Regions from separate parts of the Homo sapiens genome. Here regions 2, 3 and 4 are each linked to region 1. A link is a contact called in ENCODE Hi-C data. All regions are on one chromosome and are shown on one strand. The core of a region is the stretch at or near the end of the contact, and the rest is flanking DNA. Distances in the headings are between cores, read along the strand shown.

Evidence for each region. Hi-C counts contacts between places; a loop is a spot of excess contacts on that map. Pooled maps may share reads with other maps.
Region 2: a loop to region 1 is called in a pooled map, with 5 times the contacts of the local background. The contact joins the promoter of AMZ2 here to the enhancer-like site in region 1. A Hi-C loop is called at or near these places in 3 of 37 single-sample maps with no recorded cell type and 4 of 50 pooled maps.
Region 3: a loop to region 1 is called in a map with no recorded cell type, with 7 times the contacts of the local background. The contact joins the promoter of ARSG here to the enhancer-like site in region 1. A Hi-C loop is called at or near these places in 5 of 37 single-sample maps with no recorded cell type and 3 of 50 pooled maps.
Region 4: a loop to region 1 is called in a pooled map, with 7 times the contacts of the local background. The contact joins the promoter of WIPI1 here to the enhancer-like site in region 1. A Hi-C loop is called at or near these places in 3 of 37 single-sample maps with no recorded cell type and 4 of 50 pooled maps.

Annotation. Positions count from the first base shown.
Region 1 is chr17:69,113,347-69,119,171 of GRCh38, reverse strand. It overlaps ABCA6 (ATP binding cassette subfamily A member 6), which reads left to right. Exons shown (of 39, transcript NM_080284.3): 11 at 1,216-1,274; 12 at 3,686-3,796; 13 at 4,235-4,410; 14 at 5,435-5,554; 15 at 5,812-5,825. Among named protein-coding and RNA genes, the nearest start is that of MIR4524A, 17 kb to the right of the region's middle. RefSeq lists an enhancer at 920-1,109. Within about 2 kb of position 3,176, at least 6 of the 41 ENCODE cell types and tissues checked have a DNase peak (open chromatin) inside an H3K27ac peak, as active enhancers do.
Region 2 is chr17:68,245,594-68,251,418 of GRCh38, reverse strand. AMZ2 (archaelysin family metallopeptidase 2) reads right to left here and starts at 3,376. Exons shown (of 7, transcript NM_016627.5): 1 at 2,714-3,376; 2 at 949-1,231; 3 at 452-625; 4 at 241-369. The coding sequence starts at 1,231. RefSeq lists silencers at 1,891-1,940, 3,250-3,549 and enhancers at 3,764-4,309, 4,310-4,856.
Region 3 is chr17:68,289,280-68,295,104 of GRCh38, reverse strand. It overlaps ARSG (arylsulfatase G), which reads right to left and starts at 3,610. Exons shown (of 12, transcript NM_001267727.2): 1 at 3,537-3,610. SLC16A6 (solute carrier family 16 member 6) reads left to right here and starts at 3,978. Exons shown (of 6, transcript NM_004694.5): 1 at 3,978-4,019. RefSeq lists an enhancer at 2,523-2,752 and silencers at 3,612-3,786, 3,153-3,842.
Region 4 is chr17:68,455,357-68,461,181 of GRCh38, reverse strand. WIPI1 (WD repeat domain, phosphoinositide interacting 1) reads left to right here and starts at 3,686. Exons shown (of 13, transcript NM_017983.7): 1 at 3,686-3,840. The coding sequence starts at 3,761. It also overlaps a transcript of PRKAR1A not described here. RefSeq lists silencers at 3,244-3,530, 3,267-3,946.

The DNA.
Region 1 (5,825 bases), core at 1,927-4,426:
TTGGAAGAACATTTAAAATATCCCAATCCTCAGCCTTCACTGCCAAGAAAAACTCATCACCCCAGATCAATTAATGTGAATCTTTTTTCTGTGAACTCTGCAGAGAAGTAATTAATGTGAATATAATATGAATCTCAGATGTTGTTTGCAGGCATCAGTTCCCTTTGGAATTCTAATGTGTATTCACAATTAACAACCACTGATTAAGAGCTGTGTGTCTGTGTGTGTGTGTGTGTGAGAGAGACAGAGAGAGAGACTATCTATGCAGCAAACCATTAGATGTGTGAATCTAAAGATCAATGAAAAGGGTGGGGTCAGCATTAGGTTGATGCTAAAACAAAAAATCCAACGAGAAAACTTCTGGAGAGAGTCTCAAATGAGAAGATCCATCATATACATGGAGAACCCTGTGGAATATCAAGCTGATGTGTCTGATGAAGGAAGAGGACTTTATTAGGAAACAGAGAAGGAACATTTAGAAAAATAAGAAGCAAAGCAATTAAGTCACCATTAACAAAGAGAAAGTCATCAACAGTGACTCATAATCCACTGTAAGAATGGAAAAGTATTTGTTGTATTTTATAATTAGGAGGTCACTAATGATTTCATTATGAAGTGGTTCACTGGAGTGGTGAGTTCAGAAATCAGAGTGCAATTGAAGAGGAATTAAAGGTCAGGAAGTGAAAATGGCAAGTTTACAATGGCAAGTTTATTTTGAGAATTTTGTACAATACAGGGAGGAGAGAAATTAAATTGTGTCCAAAGTAGAGGTGAGTTCAAAGAGGAACTATTAGAGAGAACACTATAAAAGATGCAGGTGACAGAGTGTCTGACTCATAAACTAATAAGCAAGACTTGGAGACGATGCAGGATGCCAGTTCAAGACCCTAGGTAAATGAGCTGATCTTGAACAGGGGGAAGAACCAACTGTTCTAAAGCTAGAGGAAGAAAGTGAGGATAATTACACAGCATTCTACTTTTCTAGGCAAAATACTAGTAGTTTAATTGTAACTTGAGAGAGACTCCTCTATTTTCTACCTCAGGGGAAATAAGTAATCAAAAATAGGGTTTTTTCTTTCTGAATAGACTGTTTATGCCATCCCTTATTTCACATAAAGTGGTTGGCTGCAGTTATCACTATGACTAGGGCTATAAATGGCCCGTGCTATTTTCACTTCTGTGTTGGCTAAGTAAGCACCCTTTTTGTTATTTCAGAATCAGAAATGTTAAGAAGGAATATAAAGGAAAATCTGGAAAAGTGGAAGCATTGAAAGGTAAAGAAAAACATTGAAAAATTTCATTCTTTCACTTCTTTCTTTATTATAAAAAAGGGAAACATTCAATGTGAAAAAATTTGAAATATGTAGATAAGCAAAAGAAAAAAGAATATAAATAACGCTATCACTTGGACATTAATCATGATTAAGAATATGCTGTAAAATTCTTCCAGATATTTCATGAATCTATTAATTTATAACAGTGGTATCATACAATGAAAGATGTAATTTCTCTTTGTTTTTAAAGATTAATCTGCTATGAACAATATTTTATATATTGTCACTGTGAGGAAAGAACATCTAGACTGAAATCTGATAAAGGTTTTATACTAGCCGGTGAATTTACATAGTTTATATGTACTGGTGAGGTTAACTAAAGCAAGATGAGTAAAACCATTGACTATGAATTAAATTTCACAAGTCAATATCCTATAACAAACCTAAGTTATAATTTGAAATGAAAAAACACATTTTGATACAAAATATTCTAACATACAGTTTTCTATAACAGACATTTAAGCAAACATCAAAGTGAGTAGCTAGATTTCATGGAGGACTATTTACTTTTATTAAAAATAATTTTTAGGAGGGATAAAAATGATTTTTATAAAAGACAGAAGCCTTAAAAGCTGAAAAAGAAGAGCCATGAACCTTCCAGAAGTGTAGAGTTCTCCGACCATTGTGTTTATATTGCGTGTATTTTCTAATAAATACAGCATCCTCTAATTCAGTCTTATTCATTGCTTTTAGATTAGGTCTTTGAGAATTTAATGTATTTGTATGAGCAATTTTATTCTCTCTCTAGGTTTCTCTCATCAAATACCATCTAGAGCTGTGATTTCTTTCTTTAATGTTAGCTCAGGAGATACTGAAATAATTTTAAATTGATTACTTAAAGTTTTGGAGCACATTTTGAACTACCTTTGTACTCATCAAGTCATGAACTTCTTTTTGTCTAAACAAAAAACTTCTTTAAGAATTTTGTTCATTTTAAAAATAGCAGCACCTTAAAAAATTAAAAGCATTGGACATCAACACATTAAAAATATGATTATGAATTCAAACCAAGTATAGCTGCTCTTTGGGAAATCAGGGAAGAAGTTGCAATCCCTTAGCCTCCTCTTCCTTCCTCATGGAGTTAGTTTCTGGAGCACATCTGCAACACCTTTGGGACACACTTTTGAAATCTTTTATCTATGGCCTACTTTTCAGAAGCTAAGTACCATTCCATTATATGGATACCACGACTAACTTATTAACACACCAATGTATGAGATTCAATTTGTTTCCAATTTTTAGTGTAATAAAAAATACTAGAATGAACAGCCTTGTTCAATCTTTGTAAATGTCATAAATTGTTTCTTGAATATAAATTTCTAGAAGCAGAATTATTCAAAGGAAGCATACTTTCAAGATTCTTGATTCATATTTCAAATTATTTCCCTCTAAAATCATAAAAAGTCATACTCCCACAAGCAATACATAATGAATAATAATGACAACGACAACAATAGCAATAAACACTTAGATTTCATTGAGGATTTGGTGTGTGCGGGAAACTATGCTAAGTGATTTACATGTACCATTTTACATTTAGGCCTGTGAAAGACATGTTAATATATCTCTCACTTTGCAGATGACGAAACTGAGGCTTCTATTTAATTTTTCCAGTTACTGTGGGTCAGTCCCAACAGCCAGTATCACTTCCCTCTTACCCTGGAAAACACCGTATACTTTGCATTTAAAAATTACAGGCCAGGCATGGTGGCTCACATCTGTAAATCCCGAAGTGGGTGTATTGCTTAAACTCAGGAGTTTGAAACCAGCCTGGGCAACATGGCAAAACCCTGTCTCTACTAAAAATACAAAAATTAGCCAAGTGTGGTGGCGTGGGCCAATAGTCTCAGCTACAGGGAGCTGACGTGGGAGAATTGCTTAAGCGTGGGAGATTGAGGCTGCAGTGAGCTGTGATTGCTCCACTGCACTCCAGTCTAGGTGGCAGAATGAGATCCTGTAACAAAAAAAAAAAATTACAAACATAAAATTTGTTAATGTATTTGTTTAGTTGTCCCAATATTATTTATTAAATAAACCATCTTTCTAATACATTTGAAAGGTCATTTTATTAATCTTTATTTTTATATTTTCTTTGGTCCATATTAGACTTCTGTTCTGTTCCATTGGTCACTATATCCTGCACCAGTAACATATTATTTTAATTATTATAGTTCTGTCACATATTATTTTGGCAATTAGGAAAATATTGATCATTGTGTATTTTAAAGTATTGAAATGCTGAGAAATATGCCACTAAACTAAATAGCCTTGTTCTATGTTGGGACCAGGCCTGTCTAATGCCTTTCTGTTTATACTGTTAATAATTTGTTAACAATTTGTTCTAAAAATAGGCTTGCTCTTTGACATATATGAAGGTCAAATCACGGCAATCCTGGGTCACAGTGGAGCTGGCAAATCTTCACTGCTAAATATTCTTAATGGATTGTCTGTTCCAACAGAAGGTGAGTAAAAAGAAATTTCTCAAAGGCAAGATGTCTTATAATAGAATGAGGTCAAGCATATGCCTCTCATTTTAAATTTTAAATTTGATGGCTTAAGAGAAATAATGTTTATCTAAAGTTGTTTCCAAGAGCTACATAATTTTGAATATACTTCATATTTCTGCAATTTTATAAAAATTATTATCTTTATTCCATTGTGTGATATTTCAGGGTAGATGTGCAGTTCTATAAGCATATGTTTGTAACAAGAATAATTAGTAGTTCACAAATTGTGTTCACATATATGCAGTTCTATAAGCATATATTTATGTCAAGAATAGTAGTTCACAAATCATTTTAGACATTTGTGAACATATGCCAATATTTTCTTAAATGAGATCTATGAATATTAATAGAATGTATTATCTTGCCAATTTTATTTTTAACTTCTATTCTTAGGATCAGTTACCATCTATAATAAAAATCTCTCTGAAATGCAAGACTTGGAGGAAATCAGAAAGATAACTGGCGTCTGTCCTCAATTCAATGTTCAATTTGACATACTCACCGTGAAGGAAAACCTCAGCCTGTTTGCTAAAATAAAAGGGATTCATCTAAAGGAAGTGGAACAAGAGGTAGGAGGGCATGCTTGGATTAACTGACCTGCCAACCACTTACCAAATTAAATCATGACCACAGAATTCTCTTCAATGATTTATTTGCCCTGTTATGAATAAAATTTAGGCAAAGAGGTCCCATAACAAATATCGACTGCTTTAATGAGTGGTTAAAATTGCATAATATGAATCATTTTGGATTTTATTTTTATTTTTTATTATACTTTAAGTTAGGGTACATGTGCACAACGTGCAGGTTAGTTACATATGTATACATGTGCCATGTTGGTGTGCTGCACCCAGTAACTCGTCATTTAACATTAGGTATATCTCCTAATGCTATCCCTCTCCCCTCCCCCCACCCCACAACAGGCCCCCATGTGTGATGTTCCCCTTCCTGTGTCCATGTGTTCTCATTGTTCAATTCCCACCTATGAGTGAGAACATGCGGTGTTTGGTTTTTTGTCCTTGCGATAGTTTGCTGAGAATGATGGTTTCCAGCTTCATCCATGTCCCTACAAAGGACATGAACTCATCATTTTTTATGGGCTGCATAGTATTCCATGGTATATATGTGCCACATTTTCTTAATCCAGTCTATCATTGTTGGACATTTGGGTTGTTTTCAAGTGTTGCTATTGTGAATAGTGCCACAATAAACATACGTGTGCATGTGTCTTTATAGCAGCATGATTTATAATCCTTTGGGTATATACCCAGTAATGGGATGGCTGGGTCAAATGGTATTTCTAGTTCTAGATCCCTGAGGAGTTGCCACACTGACTTGCACAATGGTTGAACTAGTTTACAGTCCCACCAACAGTGTAAAAATGTTCCTATTTCTCCACATCCTCTCCAGCACCTGTTGTTTCCTGACTTTTTAATGATCGCCATACTAACTGGTGTGAGGTGATATCTCATTGTGGTTTTGATTTGCATTTCTCTGATGGCCAGTGATGATGAGCATTTTTTCATGTGTCTTTTGGCTGCATAAATGTCTTCTTCATTTTGGATTTTAAAAGTTGCGTATTTTCTCATATAGGTACAACGAATATTATTGGAATTGGACATGCAAAACATTCAAGATAACCTTGCTAAACATTTAAGTGAAGGACAGAAAAGAAAGCTGACTTTTGGGATTACCATTTTAGGAGATCCTCAAGTAAGTGAGATTATGCATGGGGAAGGAAGCAGGTCGAATGTCTGCAAAATGTCAAGTTCTTTTACCACTAAAAGTGGTAGAGCTTTCATTGTAATGCATCAAGAGAGAACCTGCTATGTTTAACTATAAATAGAAGTATATTGGAGAAAAATGGCTGGATGGTTATTATTTTATGGTATTTATTGTTTTTCATGCTATCTTCTGGATACAGTTAATGTGAAAGAGAGACATATTTTATATATCTTCATTCTCTGTAGATTTTGCTTTTAGA
Region 2 (5,825 bases), core at 2,127-4,626, 870 kb after region 1:
CCAAATGACTCCATGATGTGGGTATTGTTACCTTTAAGGTCCTGTAGGTAGTGAGTGGCCAACCAGAACCTAGATTATCACAATCTACCAACAGCACACTTCCCATTATGGCATAATGTCTCAACTGAAAATATTTTAAATATCAATATGATTCTTGGTTGGAATTTTTTCCCTCTTCTAACATCTTCAAATATTCTCAAGCTGAAGAAGCTTCTAACAACAATGCCAAAAACGGAATACCATCTGTCAAAGAGGCCTGTCCAAAGACAAAATTCCACGAGTCTCTTGGGTAAAGATCAATCATTGTTATTCCCACAACACAGAAGGCATCTTCAGGTTTCTTCTTTTTCAAGAACTTCAGGATGTCCCCTATTTAAAAAGAAATACATAAATGTATGAGTGTATATTATATACATATACTCAGTTCGAATTGCAAAGTCGTGTAATTCACCTGCATGAATTTGTAGGTTGTGTGTGTTCTCATTGACTCTAAAGGAACATCTTGTTACAGAAACAGGAACTGGTTCTAGGAGTTTTACTCTCAAGCCATAGAAATATGCTTTACAGTAGCCCGTGAGCCATTTAATATATTCTTCACTGATAATTCTGGTGTTTCCTAGAGAGCCTACAATATGGAAGAACATTTAAAAACAGACTTTAAGATGATTATTCAGTGTTTACCCAGTCTATGAGTAAGAAGATTCAAATTAGAAACAAAACCAACTCTAAATTTTCAATAACCTTTATCATTCATTGGTGTTGCTATGAAACAAAAAGAAACAAAATGTTATCTTTTAAGTCAGTTTGGCTACAAAACTTGTACCGCCGCAATGAATATCAAAAACGATCCTAAAACGGCCCATCTGAATCAGACCCATAGCCTGGACTATTCCTGACAAGAGCGCCACTGCAAAACTGAACCAAAACCAGCACATTACCAGTATTTACCAATGGACTGTATATAAATGCTGCGTTTGTTTGGAGAGGGTGTCTTTCTGTAAGGATCACTGAAGAACTGTTCAAAGTCTTGGGGAGCCTCAGGGTGGGAGGTGATCCAATCTGATGGAGAATGCAAGGTAATGGGTCCAAAGAGATCACTGGCTGGCTGGAAGGCTTCATTCATTAAACGTTGTTCCCCAGCATTTAATTTCTCATACTGTGATACAAGCACTGGGTTCTTTGAGATGAGAGCTGTTTTTAGTGTCTGTTCGGAGTGCCGTATTATTTGCATCTAACAAAAAAAAGCAAGTAATCAAATATAAAAATACATATCTACATTGGGGACTTTACCTATCCTCTATATTTCAGCTCTGATTTCTCCCTAGAGTGAAATGACTGATTGCTAATGCTTTAGAGTGGTCACACTTAGAGTGGTTTCCTCATGTCCAATTTCTTGGAGATCTAAGAAATTAAAAAGACAATCATGAAATCCATTCCTCCATCTCATATGGAACCTGCTCCCATTACAAAAACTAGTGGTGGCCAGGTGTGGTGGCTCATGCCTGTAATTTCAGCACTTTGGGATAGGAGGATTGCTTGAGGCCAGGAGTTTGAGAACAGCTCAGGCAACATGGTGAGACCCTGTCTCTACAAAAAATTTAAAAATTCCCTGGGCATAGTTGTGCACATCTGTGGTCCTAGCTACCAGGGAGGCTGAGACAGGAGAATCACTTGAGCCCAGGAGCTTGAGGCTGCAGTGAGCCATGACTGTGCCACTGCACTCCAGCCTGGGCAAGAGTCCAAAACAAAAAAAAAAAACCTCACGGTGACCACAGGAGCAGGACCTCACACCCAACTTCCTTCTTTTGGGGAATAATATTGGCCTGGCACAGTGGCTCACGCTTATAATCCCAGCACTTTGGGAGGCCAAGGCAGAAGGATTACTTGAGCCTAGGAGTCTGAAATCAGCTTCGACATCATGGCAAAACCCCATATCTACAAAAAAATTAGCCGGATGTGGTGATGTGCACTTGTAGTCCCAGCTACTTGGCAGGCTAAGATGGGAGGATCATCTGAGCCCAGGAGGTCGAGGCTGCAGTGGGCCGTGATCGTGCCACTGCAGTCCAGCCTGGGCAATAGAGACTCTGTCTCAAAAAATAATAATATGAATTAACTCATCAGTGCCACATGAAAAATACTCATCGTTTCTAATGTGACTCAAAGATCTTCAACATCAAATAAAAACAAAACTAATGTAAGCCCTATCATTTCTGCAATTTAACTGCAGGCTGAGAAACTACAGCTTAGCCACTGAAGTTTATGGCCTCAAAGTCATGTCACATTAGGGAAGACATCAGATGACTAATCAAAAGCCAGCCTCACAATGACAGGTTTCTTCCATTCACATCGTGTTCCTATATAGAGCTTTCATCCTTCCTCTTGAATGGGTCCGATGTTCCACCACGAGGCTTTTTGAATTAAGGAAAAAGTTGAACATCTCTGTCTGGATCATCTTTGTCATATTTTCTAATTATTTAGATTTTGCCAGTTTAATGATAGACGATTGATGGGAAAACTTAAGCTAATGTCTGTTCTGATTGAACCTATAAATTCTGGGGTTGAAGAGGCTGACTAAAATTCCAGACCAAATGTCTCTGTACTCAAAGCTCTGATATAAGCATAGGCTCATCCTCACTCCTACACAACTGGGCTGAAATCTGACTTCTACAGGACAAAATATAAAACAAGATGTACCTTCCTGTAGTCTACCTACCTTGATTAGGAAGGAAGGCTCCCATGGAAGCTTTTAACTTACAAGGACGGACATGTCTGGGCCTGGCTGGAAGAAAGTTGTGGAGTGTGACTTCATCTTAATATTAAAAAGGCAGTGTGAAAGGTCAGGAGGCCTCCTCTTGCCTCCCAAGCCTAATCTAGGGAAGCTGCGGGAGAAGATGGGCAGGGGGCGCAGAATTCGGTCACTGCAGTGGGCTGGAGGCCTAGGATGCTTTGGTCCCAAAACCAGAACATCACGGGCAAACGGGAAGGAGCTGGCCACCCTGGCTGGTTGCCTATAGCAACTCGCACTGTGGGCTCTGGTCCATGCAGACACAACCCAGTCTCCAGCTGGGAGTGGAGTGGGGGTTCCCCAGGGACTCTCGCTTCGCCTCTTCTTCCCCAGGAGCCTCGGGAAAGGCCTCCCTGGCTCCCTAGAGGCACCGACCCCGCGGACCCCGCGGCTTCCGCCACGTCCGCCCCTCCTACATCCTCATCCCGCTCCACCGACCGCGACCGGCCCCCGCCTCTACGACCCGGCTACCCTGCCTAGGGGCCCCGGCCCAGCTCTGACAGCACCCGCGAACCGCCCTGACCCGACAGGCCTCGATACCACCCACCCGCGGCAGCCCTCACGCGCATGCGCACCGCGTCCCTTCGCACTGCGCCACGCCACGCCCACTGGCGCCACGCCCCTTACGCCACGCGCCGCGCCGCTGCGTCGCGCACGCCCTGTGGGCCCCGCCCAACTCACGACCCACCCATGCCACGCCCCTGAGCGTGCGGCCGCCTGGGCAGGCGCAGAGCTGGAGTTCAGCGGCCGCGACCCGCCTCTTCCAGAATAGAGGGTAGCGAGGGGACTACAAGCCCCAGCTGTCCACCCCCGCAGTCGCCGATTCCTCGCTTGCGCTCGCGGCGGCTCCGCGGCCCGGTTCTCGAGAGCCACAGATGCGCCCGCGTCGCTGGGGTCTCCCGTGTGGGAACGTCCTCGGCAGGCCGCGGGTTTGAGAGGCATCGCCGGCGTGACGAATGCAACCAGCGTGGCCCCAAATGAGTCGGCGGCCGCCGCAGGTTGACGTAGAGCCGCAGCGCTCCCCGGGGCCGTCACCCTCAGCACTTTCCCTTCTTTATTTGTTGGGGGCCGCGGGGGCTGGAACCCAGAAGCGCAAGTGTGGGGCGCGTCCTCGTGGCGTCCCTGGCGCTCCGAGGCCGAAACCCGGATGCTGAGGGGAGGCCGTGAGCTCGGAAAGGCACCGCGGGGCCGGCATTAGGGCTGAGCTAGCTCTGTACCCTCTGGTGGGACTTTCGGTCTCTCTGGGCCTCGCCATTCTCTTTCTTTTTCTTGCTTTTTTTTTTTTTTTTTTTTTTTTGGAGACGGAGTCTTGCTCTGTTGCCCAGGCTGGAGTGCAGTGGGACAGTCTGGGCTCAGTGCAACCTTTGCCTCCTGGGTTCAAGCGATTTTCCCGCCTCAGCCTCCCCAGTAGCTGGAACTACAGGTGCCCGCTATCACGTCCGGCTAATTTTTGTTATTTTTAGTAGAGATGGGGTTTCACCATGTTGGCCAGGCTGGTCTCGAACTCCTGACCTCAAGTGATCCGCCCGCCTTGGCCTCCCAAAGTGCTGGGATTACAGGCGTGGGCCACCGCGCCCGGCTTTTTTTTTTTTAATACGGGTTTTCACCCTGTTACCCAGGCTGGTCTCGAACTCCTGCGCTCAGGTGATCCACCCCCCCGCACCCCGGTCTCCCACAGTGCTGGAATTACAGGCGTGAGCCACGGCGCCCGGCCTGTTATTTTGAAGTCAAGCTATTTTACCATCCTCTGGATTTTCGTCATCCTAATTCTCCTTCCCAGTCTCAAGGAAAGACAGGCACATTTTCTTGATGACTTCAGCATTTGTAACCCCTTGTTGGCTCTCCTTAGAGGACATTAACTCTGAACCTTTCAACTTCGAGGATCTCTTTAGCCCTTCCTTATTTGTTCACTCTCCTGGATCATGAATTCTCCAAATTTGTCCTTTGAACCCAGTGCCCATATCCACCCTCACCTGAACCCATTCTTGAATAAAATGCATTCCTACCATGACTGTTCTCAAAGTTTGAAGTTGAGAATACCGATGCGCCACTCCTGCTTCAATGCTTGAGAAGTCGTGGGCTTTCTTCCATGTGCCTTTTGACTGGGCGCCTATCTCCCGACAGCCTGAGGTGGTGTAGCATAGGGGCGAAGGTGGTCTGTGCTTGAATCCCAAAACCCTCACTAGCGTGGGACCTGTGTCAACTACTTGACCTCTTTTGTAAAACGGAGACAATTACAGCACATCTTTTTTTATTATTATTACTTGACACGAAGTCTCGCTCTGTCATCCAGACTGGAGTGCAGTGGTGCGATCTCGGCTCACTGCAACTTATGCTTCCTGGGTTCAAGCGATTCTCGTGCCTCAGTCTACAGAGTAGCTGGGACTACAGGCACACACCACCACGCCCGGCTAATTTTTTTTTTTTTTTTTTTTTTTGTATTTTTAGTAGAGACAGGGTTTCGTCATGTTAGCCAATTTTTGTATTTTTAGTAGAGACGGGGTTTCACCATGTTGGCCAGGCTGGTCTTGAACTCCTGACCTCAGGTGATCCACCTACTTCGGCCTCCCAAAGTGCAGGGATTACAGGCGTGAGCCACCGCGCCCCACCTACAGCACATCTTAACAGAATTTTAGGGATCAAATGAGTTCCTTTGGATACTGTGCCTGTTTTTGACTGAACAGCTGTCTTCTGACATCCTGAGTGGCTTCTTTAGCTTAGTTGTCACCTCTTCTATAGCCTCATCCTGCCTCATGACAAAACTTTACTTCTGCCTGTTCATTGCCTTGTGTGTACATAATAATACTGCAGTTGTCCTTGTCACAATGATTGTAACCTATTTCTTACATGTCACCCTTACTCAACTGCGAGATGCTTGAGGGTAAAGACTCTCTATACGAGGTGTCTGAAGCATAAAAGGTATTCACTAGATTTTCAGTCAGTTTTTTGGTATTCATTAAAAAGAACTTCATTTTGCGTTTAAACTGTTTAAATTTCTAAATCATGAACTTTGTACTTGCTCACAAATTTTAGGATAGCA
Region 3 (5,825 bases), core at 2,361-4,860, 820 kb after region 1:
AGGTTGAAAGAGTCGCAGCCAAGAGTTAGGGAACCTGACCATGAGCCAATCCCAGTGCTAAGCCCCTTGCACGTGTTAATTCAGTTAACTTAGCAACTGTACTAAGCCATGCACACAACTCTGTAGTATTATTATTATCATCGTCATCACTATCTGTGCCTCAGAACCCCTTGGCAAATCTTTAAATTCTCCCAGAAGTGTGTGTTTCCCAGTTTGAAGGGCCCTGCCTTCCTACAAACTGTGAAATTTGGCGGGGTGCTGCGGGGGAGGAACCCAAATCACAAAATAAACCTAGCAGAACTACCTGTACCATCGGTTCACTGTTGCTAGATGGCAGAGTGTGTGAAGTTCCTGGCCAATTGGAGAAGCAGATATTAAAGTTTTAAAGCAAGAAATTGCTTCAGTGGCATACAAGTCACTTGCCCAGAACACAAGCCCCTGGGTGGGAGCATGGTGGGTGGAACAGAGACTGGAAGAGGAAGAATGGAAGGGTGGGTGGGCCATCGAAGCCTCCCATGGAAGCCCCCTTCACATATTCTCCCCCTTTGATGGCTGCCCTGAAGAGTCAGCCCCCAAAAGCAGGCTTGCGGGACCCTCTTCCCAGAGGTCCAGACCAGATTCCTTTCAGTCTACTTACCCAAGTTGAAGTTCTCACAGGCTGGTAAATGCAGTGAGCTTATTTGCAAGCCAGGGTCATATCTGCCTAGCAACCCAACACGAAGACTTGAAGGACTATAAACGTGGACAGAGAACAGGCAGGCCAACTTTACACAAAGGAATCTGTTCTCATGCAAATGACCCTATGCAAGAGGGCTAAAAGAGGGAGCCTTGGGGACAGCTCTGAAGAGCCAACTTTTTCCCCAAGAAGATGTTGGGGGTCTTCTTAAGGGCATCATGATGGTCTTGCCCACTGTAAAGGAAAGCCGAGAGGGGGCTCTGCCTGCCACTTGGGATCAGGCAGACACAACAGGAGAGGCTAAGAGGGGAGCTGAGCCCTTCACTTGATTTCCTGATTTTTCTGGTCCTGTACTCCAGACTCCAAAGGTTCTTTTGTTCTTATTTAGAACTAAACAGAGTTAGTTTTGTTTGGGGGCAAGGGGGCGTTGATTAGCATGGCAATGCAGTGCTTTCTCTGGAGAAGTTAAAAAAGCAGGGGTTTTCACGCTTGGTCTCACTAGGATTGAGGGAACAAGGTGAAGCCAGCCTCTAACTAGGGTGGGCAAAAGTCATGTTGCGTGACTTTTTTGTGACTAGCAAGGCTGTGCGTAGGTTGGGTTTCCAGCTACCTCTCCATTATTCAAACACAGATGGCAAATGTCATCTTTGGATGAGCTCTAGTGGTAAAAAGTGCTAGTGTGTATCTATAAACATGGTGTAACCTTAGGTCAATCCCTCCAGTGCTCAGTGCCTCCACTTTCCTCATCTGTAAAATGGGAATAATGAGTGTCAACTACAGAAGGTTACTGATGCGGTTAACATTGCATTACATGTATGGCACTTAATGCAGTGTTGAGGACAAAGCAAACATTTAAAAAAGATTAATATTAATAAAATATAAGAATAGTAACACATTAGTAACAAAAATCTATTATTATTATTATTATTATTATTAGAATCATGCTCCCCAAAAGCCAGGTTTCACTTGCTCAAACATTCAGATGTGATTTTTCCAATCATTCATTCACTCCTGAGGATTTAGGTATAATTTGAGTCATTTTTTAAATCAAGAGACTGAAGTACAGAGATTTTATGTGACTTGCTTCGAGTCACTCAGGTATAAATGGCTGGCTGCACCTTTAGGTTCCTAAGACATACAGAATATGCTGTCATATTGCACATGATATTTCCATATAGAGTACAGTAACAGGTCCTAAGTATTAAAGTGTAAGATCCTAAATATCAAAGATTATCTTACAGGCAGCCCTGCATTAGCATGAAGTGTTCAAATCAGTTTCTAAATATCATTATATATGGATCCTTTGAAGAACAACTCAAAAAAGGGCTCTCTCTCACAGGGAGTGTGTTGGAGTCAGCAATTAATTGGCCTTGGTAAAGCATAAATCGTAACAGCAGCAAGAGCTAATGGGTACTGAGGCCTTACCAAATGCCAGTCACTGCGATCCGCACTTTACAAGTACCATAAATTAAACCCTCCAATTCTGGGAATACCACCTCCATCCCCATTTTACAGATCTGGAGAAATTAACGCTCTACGAGGTTAAATTACGCCTACAAGGTTGCAAAGCTGCTCAGCGGCCCCTTGGCTGTACACTACTGGCCATACAAGGCACCCTGTACCAACGAATCTTCTCCCCACTTACACAACCAGAACTTGTCAACGGCAAAGGATGGCATTTAACTCAGGAGAGCCTATCCCAAAATGGTGAGAGAACTCAGCGAGCAAGGAAGGATTTTTATTAAAATTCAGATCGCCGACTCCTCCCGGTGGCGACCCTCCGTGCATGCACTCCCAAACTAGGCTCTCTTGAGTTTCTGACATCAGAACCACATTCTCCGAACCCCAATGAAGGCAGCAGCCGGCGCCAAAGTCTGCATACGAATGCAAATAACATGGCCTTTGCTTCCGAGCAGTTTCCAAATTTGCCCTCGGGATGTGAGGTAGAGACCAAGAAGCTAAGTTTGCGCCCCCGCAGGCTCTGAAATGTCTAGGATCTGACACATGCTTTGTCCCCATGAGGAGCTCCTGAGATTTCGCGTGCATCATCCGCTTAGTTCACGGTGACCTTGGGGTCGGGGACTACGGGATGAGGGGCACGGACTGTCTAAACCTCCAGGTCCCTTACAGAGGGCTCCCCGCGGGTATGGGAGCCATGCACCTGTGCCGACGCCGCCACTGCCTGGAGGGTGCGCGCGCGCCCCGGGCCGGGGATGCTGACTCAGCCCGGCTGCTCACATTCCTTTCGCGCAACGCGGATGCTGTTGCTGCCGCTGCTGCCGGTGCAGCAAAGTGGGGGAAGCAAGGCACCCGCAGCGGCCCGGCCGCTCGCTCCCTGGGGCCCACTGCGACACTCCCTCCCCACTGCCGGAAGGGGAACTGTGGGGGTGCGCGAGTTGACGAAACTGGGGGAAGTGGGCGCTGCAGGAGGAACTCAGGCGCCGCGCGCGCAGCTCACACCCAAACTGGAAGGAACCTGTTCTGCCCGGGGCGGGCGCGAAGCCGCCGCAGCCGCGAGCGCCGCGCGGGATCAGCCCCGGCGCGCGCGTGTTCCCCCTCGCCGCTAAATCCCTAAATCCTCAGGGCGCGGGCGGGACTGGGCGGTGGGCGCGCCGGGAAGGCGCCCGGGGGTGGGGACGGGGACCCGCGCGCTCGCGCCTGGCCGAGGTGCTCCGAGACAGGATGCAGGCACCCCCAACACCCTGCACGCTCGCGCTCCTACTAGCGTTGCAGCAAAGCTCCGGGGTCTGGGCGGGTCACGCGCGCAGAGGCGCACCCGGGTTGGGAGATCGGGGCGTTGTGCCAAGGACCCCGGCGGCGCTGGCGGGGGCGGCCCGGCCCCGGACCGCGACGCGGTTACCTTTCGTGACCCCCAGCCCAGGCGGCAGGCTGGCGGGCGCGCGACCGGCGCGGCTCAGGTCCACGTGGGACGGCGCGCGCGCGCCAGGCAGGCCCCCTCCTTGGCTGCGCTCAGCGCTCGCAGCACATGGTCGGCGGCGGCGCGCCCCCGAGGCCGGCGGAGACCGGCTGCAGCCGGTATAGGATAAGAGCTAGGCAGCGACGCGGGGCCGGGGCGCGGGCGGCAGCACGCACGGCCCGGGTCGCAGGCGGCCGGGGTGGGGGGCGGGGGGAGGGTGTGGCTCGGGTGCCCGAGTCGCGGGAGTGGGTGGAGGGCCCGGGCGCTCGGGCCTCACCAGCCCGAGCCAACTTGCGCTAGAGTCGGGCCCGCCCCCTAAGGGGTTAATCCTTTTCTCATGTTACCGAGCGGCTTATAAGGAGGGGGAGGCCAAGCCTCCGCCTTATTGGGAGCCTTTGGGGGTTTATTCTCTTCCCTTCTAACTTGGTGAGTTGGTTTATTATTTTACATGTTTAAAAGTTTGATTGTGGGATGTGGGTTGTTTTTTAAAAAATATGTGTTGGGGCCTTTTTTTGTGATGGGAGGCGGAGGAGACCACTGAACATCTTCACATTTTGGAGAGGTTATTCCCAAAAATATTCGCTCTGACAGTTAGGAATGCCCAGGGCCACCGGGATGACGCGCTCGCGCCGGTGTGGGTAGCTGAGAGTTGAATGTCCGTGACCCTGGTACAGTTGGGTCCCGGAAGATACCTAAAGGCACGCCTGGCCTTTGAGTGCCCCCTGCCCCGGGTTGGGGGCTCCGGGACGTCGGAAGAGTCGGGGGCTCCAGGCTCAGCCCCTCCGCGGATTTTCCGCATGAAGTTGCCTGCGCGTCGCAGGAGCGAAATGTCAGAGGTACCTTCCTACCCCAGGCTGGCGCGCGCACGCAGGCCGGGCACTGAGGCAGCGCGAGGGAAAGTGGGGCTCCCTGCCTCCCCCGACCCCCAAACACAGCACTCCCTGCGGCGGCCACCGTTTGTCCCCAGCGGGAAGCCGGGGATTTCCCGGCAGAGCGCGGGTCCTCCACCTGGACTGTCAGAACTGTCAGCGGCTGACGGCCGGTCCCGCGCAACTTCAAGGTTCCCGGGCTGCCAACCGCAGGAAAGCGCTGGTGTCGCCAAGCAGTTCCGTAGCAAGGGAAGATGGTTTTGCAGAGGAAATGGGTTATTTCCTTCTAGGTTGTTGTCGTCTTTTCTTTTTATTCCCCCCACCCTAGCAAGACAGGTCATAGAAGTTTGTTAGGTGGCGTATATAAAATGTCACCAAACATGGGGGGCGTCAGTCTTAGAAAAAGCTCCCCGGAGCCAACTGGGGAAGAGCAATTACAACTTGTCAACCTGGAAGCCGGTTTTGTTTGCACGGTTAGACACTCCGTGCCAGCTCCTTCTCGCAGGAGATGGTTTCTACCCCGGGAATGAGATTTCTCAGTGATCTGATTGTTTTTGCAAATCATGGTAAGATAGGTGTCTTGCTTGTAAAAAAGATGCCAAGTGCTTATGCTGAAATCTCTAAACCATGCATCTCCCCATGTCCCAAGCACCGTTATGTGGCATTTTTGGGGTCAACAATACATCCGGCCAGATGATATAATAGAAACCCCTCTTCTCATAATTAAGGGAAGAGTGTCCAAAATAGGAACTTACAGTGTGTAAATAAACAATGCAGCCAAGTGGAAAAGCTCCTTCCAGTGTAATGAGTACCACTAACCCTGAGTTTTCCTTCTGTGGTTTCCGAAAAAGGACTTTCCTCAGTGGAACTCCTGAGGAGGACACTTAAATTAGGGGCTCAGGTTTCAACACCATAGTCTTGTAAAATGGTGACTCGGTTGTAGCCAGTGATTCAACATCGTGAGGCAGCTATCCAGGTTAGGTTTGGAAATTTTTTTTAAATAGAGAATGCAGATGAACTTTAGCCAAATACAGACTGGTTTTGACAACTTGGGCCAGAAACAACTTGTCAAAGCTGTTCTCCGGGCTACGCCTTTAAGAAGAAGAGAAATCCGCAGTGCTTTTGCTCGAGGTCTGCCTACAACAGTAGCCACCCCATTTCCATCCAGAGCCTGCGTTTTGAAACTTGCTCTTAGCTGACCCTGGAATAACACTCTGATGGTCTACAATAATACAATTTTTTTCATGCCCTCGGGCCAAATCTTCTCTCGACAAATTAAATCACAGTGAAACTCCCAAGGATAGCGGATTTCCAAGCCTTTGGCAAGATACCTACTTATTTATTTGTTTAGAGGCAGGGTCTC
Region 4 (5,825 bases), core at 2,437-4,936, 660 kb after region 1:
AGATAGACATTTAGGAATTTCAGTTGAAAGAAAGAGAAAGGCCAAAATCTTATTCCCACTGGAACAAAGCATTGTCCCCTGCCCCACCTACCCCATTATCTTTTGCTGATGTTATTTAGTAGTGAAATTGCTGTTGCAAGAACTTGTAAGACTTAGGTTGCCCATAAGCCCAACATTCAAATCAAGAGTGTCCTCTCCCACAGAACCCAGAACTAGAATGTTAAAAAAGAAAAACCAGCCTGACATTAAATGGATTCAGCACCTCTTAAGTTATTTATAACCTTGCCCTTGGCTTTTTATATGAATGGACTTCTGGGAAATTTTTTGAGGGTGGAGCTCTTCAAAGTGGCTGCTTACACCTCTAACAGAAATCACAAACCAGCCCTCCACAAACCACATCCAGCTAGCTGATGTATTTAGTTTAGCTTATGAGGTACTTTTTGAAAATAAGAATTAGTTTTCATCATTTTTTAAATTTACCTACAAATACAGGTTTTTAATAAAATAGGCACAGATTTATATAAAAATACAGACTTACATATTGTCTTGGGAAAAATGAAATCAGATGAGGCAGCCCTGAGATGTTATTTCCACATGGCTGGTGCCATAATGGACCATTAGCCTGGAAAGAAACATATAAGGGGGACCATTCACAGGAAAGGCTGAGGCTGGGAAGGTGACCATTTTTCTCCCGTGGCCATAGCTCTAGATCCAAACCTTGATTCCAGTAAGCATGCAGTTCTGCTGCTGATTTAAAGTGTCTGAAATGAAATACAACTTCCTGAATACCTGACTGAAGATCTAGTTTCTAAAAGCAACCCAATGGGCTTCCCCTTCCCAACCATGAAATCAGCTTTGACTCTTCCCTCTTCTTCCCTGCCCCTCCCCCTTCCCCATCAGTTGCCATGCCTGTCATTTAGTCCCTCAAGACTCTACTGAGAATAAAGTAGCCACCAGCTACATGAACACTTAAAATGTGGCTCATGTGAACTGAGATATGGTGTAAGTGAAAAATACACACCGGATATTCAATATTTAGTTCTAAAAAAAAATTAAAATCTGAGGCCAGGCGTGGTGGCTCACGCCTGTAATCCCAGCACTTTGGGAGGCTGAGGCAGGTGGATCATGAGGTCAGGAGTGTGAGACCAGCCTGACCAACATGGTGAAATCCCGTCTGTATTAAAAATACAAAAATTAGCTGGGCATGGTGGCGGGGGCCTGAAGTCCCAGCTGCTTGGGAGGCTGAGGCAGGAGAATCGCTTGAACCCGGGATGGAGAGGTTGCAGTGAGCCTGGTGACAGAGCAAGACTCTGTCTCAAAAAAAAAAAAAATTAAAACCTGAATTAACTGATTAGTAACTTTATATTGATTATCTTTATATTGAAATGATATTTTTGACACATTGGATTAAATAAATGATATTATTCCAATTAATTTGCCTATTTCTACCTTTTTAAATGTATCTTCTAGAAAACTGAAATTTACAATGTGGAGTTCACATTTGGGGCTCATTTTATCTACTGGACAGCAATGCCTGAAAACAACTCTATGATTTGGTCTAATTTTCTGGCCTTGTTTTCATCACTTTAGCCTAGTCTCTCCTGTCCCTTTACTTCCAGAATTTCACATTAGTCCCCTAAAGACTTCTAGATCTTTTCCCACTTCTAATTTGTTCTGCACACCCTGGCCAAGTTTATCTGACAAAGACACTGCTTTTTTATCATGAAACACTCCTGCTCAAAAACTAACACCAGCTCCCAGGTCTATCCCATAAAGTCCAAACTCTTAATAACAAACTGATAATAACAGCTTACACTTTAAAAACTTTATGGTACACTTCATGTAATTCTCCAAACAACGTAGCACCTAGCATGCCAGATTCTAGGTTTTCTAACCAGGACAGAAATGACTGCAGCATTTGACAGAGCTGGAAGGTGGGGGGAAGCACCTTTGATCTGAAAGGTTACAAAAATGGCACAAAGTATCTAAACAGCAGTTCCATTCACTTCTGATAGTTTATACAACACCTCACAATCAGCCAAAGAGCAATAACATCTGTGAATCTATGAGCTGAACTATTTTTTACATCAGTGGAGAGAAAAAAATAATAAAGTTGAGAAAAGAAACTGTTACATTTGCATCTCAGAAAACACAAACCGGAAATCCAACCAGAAAGGTTTAGGTGAAATAGTGCCCTTTGTTCATCTATTGTAGGTCCAAGGTTAAATATATATATATATACACATACATAAAAGTAGCTTTGTCATAAACTGGGTATTAAAAGTGGGAAATGGGGAAAACCGCAATTACTTTTGCACCAACCTAATAAATTTGAATTATGCTGATTTGAGAGACTGTCATATAACAATAACTAAAATATCATCTCAAAATTTGAAAAAATGAATTAAAAATCCATCAGCAGTTATACAATCCAAAGCTGGCAGAGCTCCTGCTTCATAAACCGTATTGACAGTAATTCCGCATGGGAACATGTACAGTACTCAGCTTTTAAAAAGAGATTCTTTGTTAAGGTTTATCTCGAATTACGTGAGTTTTGAATTGTGCTATATCTTCAAGACGTTACCCCTTTCATAAACTACACTGCCCTACACACACTTTCATTTTTTTCAGCTGCGGATCGGATAGGTCTTGTTTAGATACTTTGTGCCATTTTTGTAACTTTTCAGATCAAAGGTGCTTCCCCCCACCTTCCAGCTCCGTCAAATGCTGCAGTCATTTCTGTCCTGGTTAGAAAACCTAGAATCTCGCATGCTAGGTGCTACGTTGTTTTTGCAAATTACTGTTTAGCAGTTATTTAGTGCACAGGTCTTGAAAGCAGACATGCAGACATTCTACCATTTACTGTTACTTTAGACAAATTGTTTAGCTTTGGAGCTTCAGTTGCCTCTTCTGTATATTGAGCACAATCGTATTTTCCACACAAGTTTTATAAGAATTCAAGATGACATACATAGTACGGCGCGCTTGGCAAGTAGTGAGGGTTCTCAACCGCTCGGCAATGGATAAGATAACTTGCTATCTCTCTGGCTGAGGCAGCCCCATTTCAGGAGCTTCTCTCAATGCGGCTTGAGGACTCGACAAAAGGGTGGGGCTTTGGAGTCTAACGCTCTCTGCTAAACTCTGTAAGTTTAATAGGCAGAGTTACACATGGCAAGGGGTCTGGGCGGGGTGGGAACTAGCGCGTCCTCCTGTCACCCTTGCGGCGGCCCCGACGCAGTTGCCGGACTGAAACCAGCAGATCTGGCCCCAGCCGCATTCCTTCTTCCCTCTCCCTCCCAGCTGGGCGGCTCCGGCAATGAAAACACCGCCACGTGGGCCTGCTGCCTTTGCGTCACGCGCCTTTGTCCAATGGAGAGCCGCGTTACGAAGCCAGGGGCGGGTCGCCAGCCGGGCGGGTCCGCCCACAGCTGCCACGGATTGGCCAAGGGGGGCGGTGCCCGCCAGCCGTGGCTTGGGCTCGTGGCCAATGGTGGCCGGAGGCAGGGGCCCCGCCCTATCAGGTGCTCTGGTCCTCGGGACCAGCTGGAGGGGCGAGAAGGGGCGGGGCGAAGCCGGGGACGCGGCGGGGACGGGGCGGGGTAGGGGCGGGGTGGGGACGGGGCGGGGTAGGGGCGGGGTGGGGACGGGGCGGGGTAGGGGCGGGGCAGGACCGGCGACCCGGCCCGTGGAGCCGGCGCGGGCGGGCTGCTGAGGTGGCTGTCGCCGGCTCCGAGCTGCGGCTTCCCGGGCCGAGCCCCCGATGGAGGCCGAGGCCGCGGACGCTCCCCCGGGCGGGGTTGAGTCGGCGCTCAGCTGCTTCTCTTTCAACCAGGACTGCACGTAAGCTGCGACTCGGCCCCTGCCAGGGAGGTGGGGGACAGAGTGTCAGGACCCAGGGGTGTCGTCCTGAGAGCAGCTTGTGGCTTCCGCCTCGAGGCGGCCTCGGCGGGAGGGCCGGTGTCTGCTTCGGACGCATTGGGATCTTGTTATCCCCGTACCCCTTCAGTGGGGTTTGCCGCACCCCCCACCCCACCCCACTCCCAGTGTCCTCCCAGAGCGACAAGGTTGGGCCAAGGGTGAAAGCAGGGAGTTCGCAAAGGGAGTGGTGGGGCTGCGGGGGCCACGGAATATGGGGGGAGCAGGGCGGTGGGAAAGCCAGTGACCAAAGTGGGTGTCTGGGGAAGAGAGACAGTGGCCAAAAGAAAGAGATGAGAAAGGAGAGGAAGTTGCAAGTTGACCCAGGACTCTGTAGTTGGGGCCCAGGAAGATGAGAGTACAGGAAAAACTTTCCCATTTGTCCTTGAGCATCTCAACGTGGCATCTGGGCAGGGCCTCGGACAAAGAGGCAGCCTATCCCTGCGGCCAGGCCAGCCCCTGTCCCATCCCCGACGCAGGGCATCGTGCCTGCCCGCTCTGGATGGAAGAAACCTTTGGATTTCTTTGGCTGTTTTCACATCGCCCACCCAGCCAGGCAGGATCTCCTTCTCGGAGTCCAAGACTCTTTTCCCGGGCGCAGACTGCTTTCTCTCCAGGAAACAGGAGCTCCACCCTGTTGTTTTTGAGTGGATTTTTAATGTTTTACTTCGATGTTCACATTTGGGCTTTGAGAGGGAGCTGGGCTGAAGTGTGTTTCAGGCATCTGCAGGATTCTGTGACTTACAGGCAAACGCCTGTTTCTTTCCCTATTTTCATGGAAGCGAGCCCTGGGGACCATATGGAATCATCTTTTTGGAATGTGCACCCTGAGCATCAGGCGGGGATGACCGATTCCCAGTTTCCCACTTCCTGCTGTACCAGTTTCTGTGCCTTGGCTGCTGGTGACTGAGCTACGCTAATATTGATCCTTCAGTGGTGTAATTAAGGCCATTATGTACCATTAGCCACCCTGGCTTCCATTCCCTTTATGTTTCTGTTTAAAAACACCCGGTGCTGAACAATATGCCTTTGTTTGAAAAACCCATATGTGTAATCATGTAATCGAGTAGCTCTACAGCTTGGTTATTTGAGTGACTTTCAAGTTTTTCTTGACCACAATCCACAATACGAAATATGTATTGCAACATCACCCAATACCCATAACACATACACTATTCACAAAATATCATGTGCAATTTTCTGTGTCCTTTTTTTCTAAGCTGCTTGTGACTCACTGAATTGCGTTTTAGGATCCACTCATGAGTTGAGACCTGCAGTTTATAAAAATGCTGGTATAGATAAAATCCTGATGTTCTGTAAGAAACATTTTGCAAGAGGGCATGGCTGTTGAAATGCCTGGGTGATGTTTTCCTTCCCAATTGAACACAAGTTAAGAAAGGGGGTTAGTTTGCTTGTAAGTAGTAAATGTTCTAAATTCTGCTTTGTAACATCATTAGATTTGACAAAAAAGGGTGTTAATTTATACTCTAGCCATTAAATAACGCAAAGTCCCAGCTTTCTACAGAAATTGAATAAGAATGTTATTTTCAAAACGGTAGGGTGCTTTGAAAGTTAATTTCCTTACTCCCTACTGTTAGTTTTATTTTCTTGGATGGAAGCTCTGCTGGGCAGCTTTGCCTTGCCTATAAATAAAAGTTCTTGTCACAGTCAGTTGCTTTGAGCCACAGAGGGTATGACATTGGATTTTAAAATAAGTCAAGCCCCTTACTGAATACATTTAGGTGTATTGCCATGTCTTTTTCTATAAATGTAGGCTGAATTTGGGATCCAGTATTTCCAAAGAAGGTAGGTGAAAACAGCAAACCCTTACCAGTCCCCTACGCTCATACTTCGTGATTGGTACTTGTGCTATACACTTTGGGTACTTTTTTTTTTTTTTTTTTTGAGAC